Regions from separate parts of the Homo sapiens genome. Here regions 2 and 3 are each linked to region 1. Evidence: chromatin contacts called from ENCODE Hi-C or POLR2A ChIA-PET data. All regions are on one chromosome and are shown on one strand. The core of a region is the stretch at or near the end of the contact, and the rest is flanking DNA. Distances in the headings are between cores, read along the strand shown. Region 1 has its middle 130 kb from the start of RIPOR2. Region 2 has its middle 39 kb from the start of RIPOR2. Region 3 has its middle 56 kb from the start of RIPOR2.

Evidence for each region. A loop is a pair of places that touch in the nucleus more often than their neighbours do. ChIA-PET counts read pairs that join two places held with the same protein, here RNA polymerase II (POLR2A). Pooled maps may share reads with other maps.
Region 2: a pooled map shows a loop between it and region 1 (3-fold over the local background). The contact joins two enhancer-like sites. A Hi-C loop is called at or near these places in 1 of 168 maps with a recorded cell type or tissue (K562) and 4 of 50 pooled maps. POLR2A ChIA-PET finds 5 or more read pairs at or near these places in 3 of 52 experiments (B cell, GM12878 and activated naive CD4-positive, alpha-beta T cell).
Region 3: a map of CD8-positive, alpha-beta T cell shows a loop between it and region 1 (9-fold over the local background). The contact joins two enhancer-like sites. A Hi-C loop is called at or near these places in 20 of 168 maps with a recorded cell type or tissue (B cell, CD4-positive, alpha-beta memory T cell, CD8-positive, alpha-beta T cell and 15 more), 16 of 37 single-sample maps with no recorded cell type and 26 of 50 pooled maps. POLR2A ChIA-PET finds 5 or more read pairs at or near these places in 3 of 52 experiments (GM12878, OCI-LY7 and activated naive CD4-positive, alpha-beta T cell).

Annotation. Positions count from the first base shown.
Region 1 is chr6:25,068,929-25,072,572 of GRCh38, forward strand. No RefSeq gene overlaps it. Among named protein-coding and RNA genes, the nearest start is that of RIPOR2, 130 kb to the left of the region's middle. Within about 2 kb of position 1,948, at least 6 of the 41 ENCODE cell types and tissues checked have a DNase peak (open chromatin) inside an H3K27ac peak, as active enhancers do; they include B cell and CD8-positive, alpha-beta T cell, where a contact is called at or near this core.
Region 2 is chr6:24,972,728-24,976,371 of GRCh38, forward strand. It overlaps a transcript of RIPOR2 not described here. Among named protein-coding and RNA genes, the nearest start is that of RIPOR2, 39 kb to the left of the region's middle. Within about 2 kb of position 1,989, at least 4 of the 41 ENCODE cell types and tissues checked have a DNase peak (open chromatin) inside an H3K27ac peak, as active enhancers do; they include B cell, where a contact is called at or near this core.
Region 3 is chr6:24,989,946-24,993,589 of GRCh38, forward strand. It overlaps a transcript of RIPOR2 not described here. Among named protein-coding and RNA genes, the nearest start is that of RIPOR2, 56 kb to the left of the region's middle. Within about 2 kb of position 2,091, at least 3 of the 41 ENCODE cell types and tissues checked have a DNase peak (open chromatin) inside an H3K27ac peak, as active enhancers do; they include B cell and CD8-positive, alpha-beta T cell, where a contact is called at or near this core.

The sequences.
Region 1 (3,644 bases), core at 698-3,197:
ATGTCTAGTTGAACTTAATGCTTAATAACATCTATCTACCCAGAGGGCAACAAAATGTTTGTTCCTGGCTTGCGAGGCCACTGATATTTTCATTTTTTTTTCCTACAGAACTATTGGCCTGAGGCCCCTGGAAACATTGCTTCATTGCTTGGCCTTATAAGAATTTACTTGACCTATTTTGTGGAAGCACATTTACCCCAGTCTTAAAGGTTTTTCCATGCAAAAGAGATAAATGAAAATTTTTACTGCTAAGTTTCATTCACCTGAGCCAATCACAGCTACTGAAATGACCAGGTTGGTAAATGCTGTTTTAATGGAAACAGGCTCTCCACAGGTCCAGATGGGGTAGGTCCATGCCTCAAAAATGAAAAATTCTCTTTTTAGCTCCTTAGCTGGATTACTGGGCAGGGCTACCATTTTGTGAGTAGCAGATAATTATTAACACATGAGACTCTCTCATTCGGACTGCACCCTTCAATGGCGTGATATCTGTGGTTACACAGAGCGTCCAGTCCTCCCATCTTGGTTTTTTAGTTATGTAAGTGAAAGAACAAAACTACCCAACTCCCACCTGCCCACAGGCTGAGGCTGAGGAGGACCCTAAGAACCTACCCCCTACAACATGGCATTTCAAAGTTAAGGGAGTCTAGCTTTTGTGTACTGAAGGGAATGTTCATTAAGAAATGAATGTCTTAGACATAGGCCCCTTTCCTATTCCTGGTTGGCCTAAAGATGCATAATTTGAAAAAAAAAAAAAAAAAAAACGGCTCGGGGGGTGGTTGGGGAGAAGTGACTTCAAAACACAAGAAATAACATTGCTTTGCCTAATAAAGTGACGTTTGAACTCCTCTGCTTGGCAAGTTAGGAAAATATCCCTTCCTTCCTAAAAATGGAGACAACTTTCTGGGAAAATAAACATTTATTGCTCAAAGGTCTGTGGGTTTGAGTCCACCTTCACCTGCATGTTTAGCCATGGGAAGATCTCTAAGACAGCCATACTAAGAGTGTACCTGCCTGCCCTGGATGCCAGGAGGCCTTGAAGTCCAAAGCCAGCAGGGCTCCCTCCCTCTCAGCCATGGACCCCGGGGTCTTGCAGTGATACAGGTGGTGGCTGATTGCATCTATGAAGCCATTGAGGAATTATTAGTGTGAATATTTCATTTGGAAATGCACTGCCTAGGAACAGGCATGGTCCTAGGATGAGTTCCTATGAGGTCCTAGGATGAGTTCCTTTGAGTGGAAGAGGTCTCCTAAATCTTGGGTGAAGAATGCCTGGGTGAGATAGGAAGGAGAGATACATTTTTTTCCCTCTCCCTATAAAGAGGCCTGGATTTGAGAGCAGGAAATAATGATTAGGAGTTGTGTGCATCCCAAAGCACCCTCCTGTGAAGGGAGCCTTAGAGATGGGTGTGGTGGGGCATGCTTGTAGTCCCAGCTACTAGGGAGGGTGAGGTGGGAACACTGATAGAGCCCAGGAGTTTGATGCCAGCCTGGGAGACATAGTGAGATCTTCCATCTCATTCAGGAAGGAAGGGAAGGAAGGGAAGGGAGGGAGGAAGGTAGGAAGGGAGGGAGGGAGGGAGGGAGGAAGGAAGGAAGGAAGGGAGGGAGGGAGGGAGGGAGGAAGGAAGGAAGGAAGGAAGGTTAGTTTTTCACCAAAATAAGAGGAAGTCATACTTAGCATAAAACTTTAATTTTTAACCTTCTGCTCTGTAGTGTCCTTAAATACCCAAAAGCTTCGGTGAAGCGTGCCGCACATCAGCCTGCAAGGCAGTGGGGTGAACAGGACGCTACAGGGTGGAGGGGGTATCTGTGTGAAGACTCAAGGGAGAGCTTCCAAGGGACCACTGGGACCCCAAAGGAAGCCCCTCTCTTCCTAGATACATCAGATGAAACAAACTCTTGAAAAGGTGAAAGGCAGCCGCTTTAATTACTTTGAAGTCCTCATGGAGTCCACAGCTACAGCTTTCAAAGGGGCAAAAAGGAACTAGTGTGCCGGCCGCAGGGTTTTGATGTGGTCCTCTTCCGCCACCTGTCGACAACATAGGCTCATTGCAGTTTCCTAATGTACCTACTTGCAACTGTTCAAGGTAGCATTTTCTCCATTCAAATTAAAATTGAGTCCACAGGGAAAATACTTATTCTTACAATTCTAGTTTAACTATTTTTTTGGTTCAACTAACCTTGATTTTTAGCTGTTAAAATAATAACATGGCCATGACAAGAAGGCAAAGTTCTGATATCTTTTTTCTTACGTTTGGTTAATGCTTTAGAATATATGGAGGCACTGAATAAGGTTTTCGTTGTTTCTCAGAAAACATTATCCCCTTAAAGGTGTTGAAGGCATTTTTGGAAAAGAAAGAGTGCACGAGTAACATTTGCAAACAGCAGAGTGGTAGTTTCTGCAGAATTAACATTGTGGAGCACCGTGGGAAATATATGTTTAGGTAGAACACAGAAGACTGTCCATGTTACATGGGCCTGCACATTCACTGGAAGACTGAGATGCATCAGAACAATTGTTCATATCCTTTGATTCCATAATCCAATTTCAAGAATTTTCTTGCAAGAAAAGAATTTAAAACATGAAAAATGTAATATGGATGGTATCTTCATAAGATTGTTTAATAGTCAACAATTGAAGAAAAGTTGAAGCTATGGCTCATTCAGAATATGGAATATTATAATTATTTTAACATGTAGTAATATGAAAACATGATGTCTAAGAAGATATAAAATATCTAACTAAAAATAGAAATATTTAATAAAGCTAGAAAAGAATACTAAAAATATTATAACTGAGTTACAGCGGTAGAGTTAAGGGTTTACAATGTTATATATACTAATGTTTTTGTTTTTCTAATTCCACAACAAATATAAAAATGCTTTATAGTAATACATTTAAATGGTACAGAAGCATATAGAGTAAGAGGTAGAAGATTCCATTACCTTCCTGTCTTTCTTCTCCCTGTTAATAGATTGGTGTAAGTGCTTCACATCTTTGTCCTTGGAGTTACACACACACACACACATGCACATGCATGCACACTTACACCCACACATGCATATATACATTATATATTATTTACAGGCATACCTCAGAGTTATTGTGGGTTTGATTCCCGACCCCCGCGAGAAAACAAATAATAAAATGAGTCACACAAATTTTTTGGTTTCCCAGTGCATATAAAAGTTATGTTTATACTATACTATAGTCCATTATATGTGCAAGAGCATTATGTCTAAAAACCAATTATATATGTTAATTTAAAAAATGGTTCATTGCTAAAAAACATGCTAATGATCATCTGAGCCTTCAGCGAGTTGTAATCTTGCTCGTTGAGGGCCTTGCCTTGATGGTGGTAGTTGCTGAAGGCTAGGGTGGCTGGTGCAATTTCTTAAAATAAGACAGCAATGAAGTTTGCCACATCAATTGACTCTTCTTTTCACAGAGGATTTCTCTGTAGCATGTGATACTCTTTGATAGCCTTTTAATCACAGTAGAATTTCTTTCAAAATTGGAGTCAATCCTCTCGAATCCTGCCACTGTTTTATTAACTAAGTTTATGTTATATTCTAAATCATTTGTTGTCATTTGGACAGTGTTTACAGCCTCTTCACCAGGAGTATATTCCATCTCAAGA
Region 2 (3,644 bases), core at 739-3,238, 96 kb before region 1:
GGTAATAAATTCCCTGTCACTGGATGTGTGTATAATTTGGCAGCATATGTTATGGAAGGAACTCACAGGTGGTTAAGTCTGGACAAATTTTAGAAGCTTTTTCACCCTTGAAAAATCTGTTTTACTAATAAATTATGAAATGCTGAGTAATGACTTTATTTTATGGGTGGAGACAGGGATAGAATTTCTTTATAGAAAACGTCTGTTAATGTGAATCTTGGATCTGTAGCCATGCTGGAGATGGGCTTGCTCCACTGCTGAGGGACATACGTGCATCCCAGCTCTTTTAATTATCTATGGCACAAATTTGAAAATAAAGTAATGAAAGGAGAGGAAGGAAGGAAAGAAGAGAGGGAAAAAGAAAGCATCTATTAACATATATTCATTTGATCTGAATAAACATTTCTCCAAAAAACATATTTAAATAGTCAATTAGCTGCAGAGAATAGGGAATGCTTATACACTGTTGGTGGGAATGTAAATTAGTTTTGCCACTATAGAAAGCAGTCTGAAGATTCTCAAAGAATGTAGAACAACATTCGACCCAGCAATCTCATTACTGGGTATATATCCAAAAGAACATCATCCTTCTAGGCTGGGCTTGGTGGCTTATGCCTGTAATCCCAGCACTTTGGGAGGCTGAGGCGGGTGGATCACAAGGTCAGGAGATCAAGACCATCCTGGCCAACATGGTGAAACCCCCGTTTCTACTAAAAATACAAAAAAAAATTAGATGGGTGTGGTGGCGTGCGTCTGCTACTTGGGAGGCTGAGGCAGGAGAATAGCTTGAACCTGGAAGGCAGAGATTGCAGGGAGCTGAGATCACACCACTGCACTCTAGCCTAGTGACAGAGTGAGACTGCATCTCAAAAAAAAAAAAAAAAGTCATCCTTCTACCAAAAAGACATATGCACTCACATGTTCATCACAGCACCATTCACAATAGCAAAGACATGGAATCAATCTAGGTGCCCATCAATGGTGGACTGAATAAAGAAAATATGGTATATATACACCATGGAATACAATGCAGCCACAAAAAAAGAATTAAATCATGTCCTTAGCAGCAACATGGATGCAGCTGGAGGTCATTATCCTAAGTGAATTAATGTAGGAACAGAAAACCAAATACCACATATTCTTACTTATAAGTGGGAGCTAAATCTTGGGGACACATGGACATAAAGATGGGAATGATAGACACTTGGGATGACTAGAGGACGGAGAGAAGGAGAGGGATAAGGGTTGAAAAAGTAACTACTGGGTACTATGTTCACTACCTGGGTGACCTGGGTCAATTGTACCCCAAAACTCAGCATTACACAATATACTCATGTAACAATCCTGCACATGTGCTCGTTGAGTCTAATAAGTTGTGTTGGGTGGTGGCTCATGCCTGTAATCCCAGCACTTTGGGAGGCAGAGGTGGGAGGACTGTTTGAGCCCAGGAGTTAGAGACCAGCCTGGGTAACATAGTGAGACCTCCTCTCTGCAAGGAAAAAAATAAGATTAGCTGGATGCGGTGGTGAGCACCTGTGGTCCTAGTTATTGAGGATCACTTGAGCCCAGGAGTTCCAGGCTGCAGTGAGCCGTGATCGTGCCTCTGCACTCCAGCCCTGGGTGACAGAGCAGCATCCTGTCTCAAAACCAAAAAACAAACAAACAAAAAAACCCAATTGAAATTATAAAATATGTTCAACATCATTAGTCATCAGGGAAAATGGAAATCAAAACCACAAGAGAGTATTTCACACCCAGCAGGATGGCTACAACACACTGATAATCACAAGCGTTGAGGAAGATGTGGAGAAACTGGAGCCCCTATACATTGCTGGTGGGAATGTAAAATGGTGCAGTAGCTTTGGAAAGGAGCTTCGCAGTTCCTCAAAAGGTACCATAGCACTCAGCAATTCCATTCCCAGTTATATACCCAAGAGAAATGAAGATATTTGTCCACACAAAAACATGTATGCAAATGTTTGTGGCAGCATTATTCATCATAGCCAAAAATGGAAACAACTGTTCATCAACTGATGAATAGATAAAGTGTGGTATAGTCATACAGTGCAAGATTACTTGGCAACAAAAAGTAAGAGGTATTGATACACGCTACAGCATAGATGAACCATTAAAATATTATGCTAAGTGAAAGAAGCCAGTCACAAAAAACTACATATTGTATGAGTTTATGGAAATAAAATGTAAAGAATAAGCTAATCTTCAGAGACAGAAAGTAGACTGGTGGTTGCCAGGAGCTGGGGTGAAAGGAGAAGTGGGAAGTGACTGCTAATGGGTATGGGGTTTCTTTTAATGGTAATAAAAATATTCTAAAATTGATCATGGTGATAGTAGTACAGCTCTGTGAATATACTAAAAGCCATTGAATTATACACTTTAAATTGGTGAACTGTACGGTATGTGAATTAAATCTCAATACAGCTAAAATAAATAATGAATCTCTACTTATCTTCATTTGTAAATTTCACCAAACTACTAACTTTTAATTGTAGAAGTTTAAACACAAAGAATGTAGAGATATTTACAGCATGTATAACAGAGAATGGGAAATATACTTTAATAAGGAACTCTTCCAAATCAAATAAACAAATATAAAGAAATAAGAAAAAGATGTACAGCACGGTAAAAAACTAGGCAAACGACACAATATGCAAGAGAAGTACAGATGAACAGAAAATTCAGAAAAGCATGGGATGGTGAAAAGGGGAGACATTGATTAAAGGGTACAAATATTCAGTTATCAGACCTAATGTTCAGCATTGTGACTACAGTTAATAATAATGTATTGTTAGCCAGGCCCAGTGGTGCACACCTGTAGTCCCAGCTACTCGGGAGTCTGAGGCAGGAGGATTGCTTCAACCCAGGAGTTTAAGCCCAGCCTGGGCAATATAGTGAGACTCCATCTATAAAATAATGGTAATAATAATGCATAGTATACTTGAAATTTGATAAGAGAGTAAATCTCAATTGTTCTCAGCATACAAAAAAAGTAACTATGTGAGGTGATAGATATGTAAATTAACTTGATTGTACTAATCATTTCACAATGTGTCCGTATATTGAAACATCACTTTGTACACCCTAAATATATAAATATATATAATTTTTATTTATCAATCATACCTCAGTAAAGCTGGGAAAAAACAAACTTCTAGAGATTGGTTGGTTGTATAACAACGTGAATATACTTTAGCACTATTGAACTATATACACTTAATGATGATCAACATGCTAAATTTTATGTGTATTTTGCCAGAGTTAAAAATTTTTGAAAAGAGAAAAGTGTCAAATTTATTAACACCTAAAGAAATGCTAGCGGAAAGGTTAACTGGTTCAGCCTTTTTGGATGTCATATTAGTAACATGTTAAGATAATTTTTAAAATTCATCCTTTTGGTGGAATAATTTTATATCTAGAAAATAACAAGGAAAAAGAATATGTGCAAACATACTCACTATGGCATTATTTATAATGACAAAAATTGCCGACAGCCAAATGTATGACAATAAGGAAATAGTTACATATATTAGAACGTATATATGCCTTGAAATATTGTGCAACCACTTAAATTGTGTTTTTAAAAATGACTAAATTATTCTAGAAAATATGATATTAAGAAACGAGAA
Region 3 (3,644 bases), core at 841-3,340, 79 kb before region 1:
GCTTGAACCTGGGAGACAGAGGTTGCAGTGAGCCGAGATCATGCCATTGCACTTCACCCTGGGCTATAGCATGAGTCTCAAAAAATAAAAATAAAAAAAAATAAAAAAATACCTTTTGTTGTGTCAATATAAATAAAATAGGCCAAATGCAACAAAACATACTATATCAAAAATAAAATCCTCACTTTCAGTTCCTGGACATTTTCTCAAATGAAAGAGTTGGCTTATCCAAAATGATGTTTGTAGTCATATTGTAACATGTGCTTTTAGGCAATAACGTCTCAGTGTGCTGAAAAGATAAAGGTCTTAGTTTCTGGACGTGTCAAAGGACAAGACCAAATCAACTTTAATAGGTGGATATTTGCAAAAACATCATTGATAGTGCTTCTAATGATGTAGAAAAGATAAATCAGCAAATAAGAAGTCAATACCAAAAGAGGAACTCCAACATTGCAGACAATTAGAGCTGATGACAAAGATGTGATACCTGGATGCTCAGAGCTTCATATGGCCTCATGGTCTCAAGAAGCCACAATCGTGAGTCGTACCCTGGGGCTTCTGAAAAAAGTGGACTGATTGGACTTATGTTGATACGAGTGAATAGTTTAAAAGCCGCTGTTTCAATATTGTCTACTATGACCATGATGGTTTATAGTTTAAACTTATCTGTATAATGTATTAGAATGAGAGGACTGAATACTCAAAGGGTGACTCATAGCGTGCATTTGTTGCATTGTTTGAGAACATTCAGCTATGCTGTAGAAGGAAAAAAGAAATGGGATATGTCATAAGCTCATAAGAGGTGTTAAGTAAAGTACTTAGTAGAGCACGTGTATGTTAAATATAGATAGAAAAGAATGGATGGGCCAGGAGAATCCTAGTATTTTATGAGATCATAAATATACACGAGGCACTTGGGCACTAAATGTACATCAGACATATGAAGCTCTAAATACACAATAAAATCAAAATGCTCAGGATACGTAAAATATGCATGCGCACTCAATGTTCATAACACTTTAATTTGGCCAGCCATTGGTGGTACCTATCATGACCCACATGTTCTCTGTCCAAGGCACAAATAAAACCCATGGCTGTTCAATAGTCTAATCAATGAGCTACAATTGCAGCCAGGCATACATGGCCCTGTTCCTGTGTCTTTCTAACAAGCATGCGTCATTAGCCCTGGGAACCTTCTGCTTGTAGAGCTCTTGCTCAAACCTCAGGTAGGTCTGGTCTTTATAATCACAGCTTCAGTGTTGAAGGCTGATGCAGCTGAGAGAGAGGACGTAAAAACTTTGTACACTGTAGGATTCAGATAATATTATTCTTTCACCCTACTTGCTTTCTATCTTACATTACCTTACCAGATCTCTTCTTGCTATGTATTTTAAATTGTTTTAATAACCTATATAATTTGACAATTTTAATTTAGTCTGTGAGCCATTCTGTTGTGCGACTTCTTGGGTAGCTTGTCTGGTGGTATACTAGGAGGTACATTGCAACAAGGTAATTTCCCACAAGACAGATAGGATTCAGAATTCTGGAAACCTCAACCAGCTAACTGCTATGATTATGTCCCCCTGCTAGGTAACCAAGGGACATCTATGCACAGTGGCTGAACGCCATCCATGAAATCCCACCTATGGGTTTAGGTTTATGGAATTCACAACCAAACCTCACTGTGGGCCCCCAGTGTGCTGGGCCTCTTGGAGCCCTGAGAAGTCCTCTGCTTAGATTAGGTGGCCACCAAAACTGGCTAAGTGGCCTCTGTATCTCCCAGACCCATATCCAAACCTCAGCTTAAAGGGTTTTAATGAAACCCTCAAAGGAAAAAAAAGAATAGCCTCCTAGAGACAGCTGGTCAAGGGAAGAGTTAGGTGAGTTGGTCCAACCTGCTTACTCCAGACCTTCCGAGGGAAGCTAACCCCATCCAGGCAGGAAGCAGCCCCACATCCCTCTTCTTGTACCTGATTTCTGAGATAAGAGAGCTCCACAGAGAGAGTTCACCACGTGGACTCAGAGTTTCAATTCATTTTGCATCCACTGTGATATTTTAAAAGCTTTGACTCTTGACACCAAAGCCCTAGGGGGCAAGACAGGGAGCCTGACACTCCACCTGGTGGTCAGAGTGTTGTATTAACAGGTCTTTGCTAAGAATCTGTGCACTGAGTTAGGAAAGCATTTGATAATGGTTTTTTCTCAAGAGCTCTGCAAATGGTCACAAAACAAGGTACTATAGGAGGAGATCCTTCCTTTGGAGTCCACTTGGCTTGAGTGACCTTTATAGTCCATTCTCAATCTTAGCTGTCATGAAATTTTCATAATTTGTCTTATCACGCAGAAGACATTACAGGTACTCCTCACTTTGCATGGTTCCAATATGCACGAATTTGCTCCTCCACCTGATAAACAACTTCAGCAAAGTTGCAGGATACAAAATCAATGCCCAAAAATCACTGGTATTCCTATACACTAGCAACAGCCAAACCAAGAACCAAATCGGAAAGGCAATCCAAGTCACAATTGCCACAAAAAGAATAAAATACCTAGGAAAACGGCTGACCAGGTAGGTGAAAGATCTCTACAATGAGAATTACAAAACACTAATCAAAGAAATCAGAGAAGACACAAATAGAAAAAATCTCATGCTTATGAATAGGAAGAATCGATATCATTAAAATGGCCATACTGCCCAAAGCAATTTACATATTCAATGCTATTCCTATCAAACTGCCAATAACATTCTTCACAGAACTAGAAACAACTATTTTAAAATTTATACAGAACTAAAAAGAGCCCTAATAGCCAAGGCAATCCTAAGCAAAAAGAATAAAGCTGGAGGCATCACATTACTAGACTTCAAAATATACTACAAGGCTATAGTAACTAAAACAGCATGGTACTGGTACAAATCTGGATTTACATGTAAAACCTCATGATTTTAAAACAACGACAGCAATTCAAACTTAAATATCCTATGAGCCAAGCAAACAAAGTGCCACCAGGGAATGGCCTTTATTGTAAAACATCTGCAATAAGGATATCTTTGAATGGAAGACAAATTTGTTTGTTGTTTGTATTTCTGTCAGGTCAATAGTAATATTTTGTTGTTTGTATTTCTGTCAGATCAATAGTAACATTTTGTTCAGCATTTCTAATTGTGTTTATTTGATCTTCTCTCTATTCTTTATTAGCCTAGCTAGTGGCCTACTTTATTAATTTTTCCAAAAAACCACCTCCTAGATTCATTGATCTTTTGAACGGTTTTCTCTTTGTAGGTCTCTAAGAACTTGCTTTATGAATCTGGGTGCTCCTGTGTTGGGTGCAGATATATTTAGGATAGTTAGACCTTCTTGTTGAATTGAAGCCTTTACCATTATGTAATGCCCTTCTTTGTCTTTTTCTCCCCTTTCTTGGTTTGAAATATGTTTTGTCTGAAATTAGGGTTGCAATCCATGCTTCTTTTTCTGTTTTCCATTTGCTTGGTAGATTTTCCTCCATCCTTTTATTTTAAGCCTATGAGTGTCATTATGTGTGAGATGGCTCTCTTAAAGACAGCATACCATTGGGTCTTGCTTTTTTATCCAGCTTGCCACTCTGTGCCTTTTAAGTGGGGCATTTAGCCCAATAACTTGATTTTC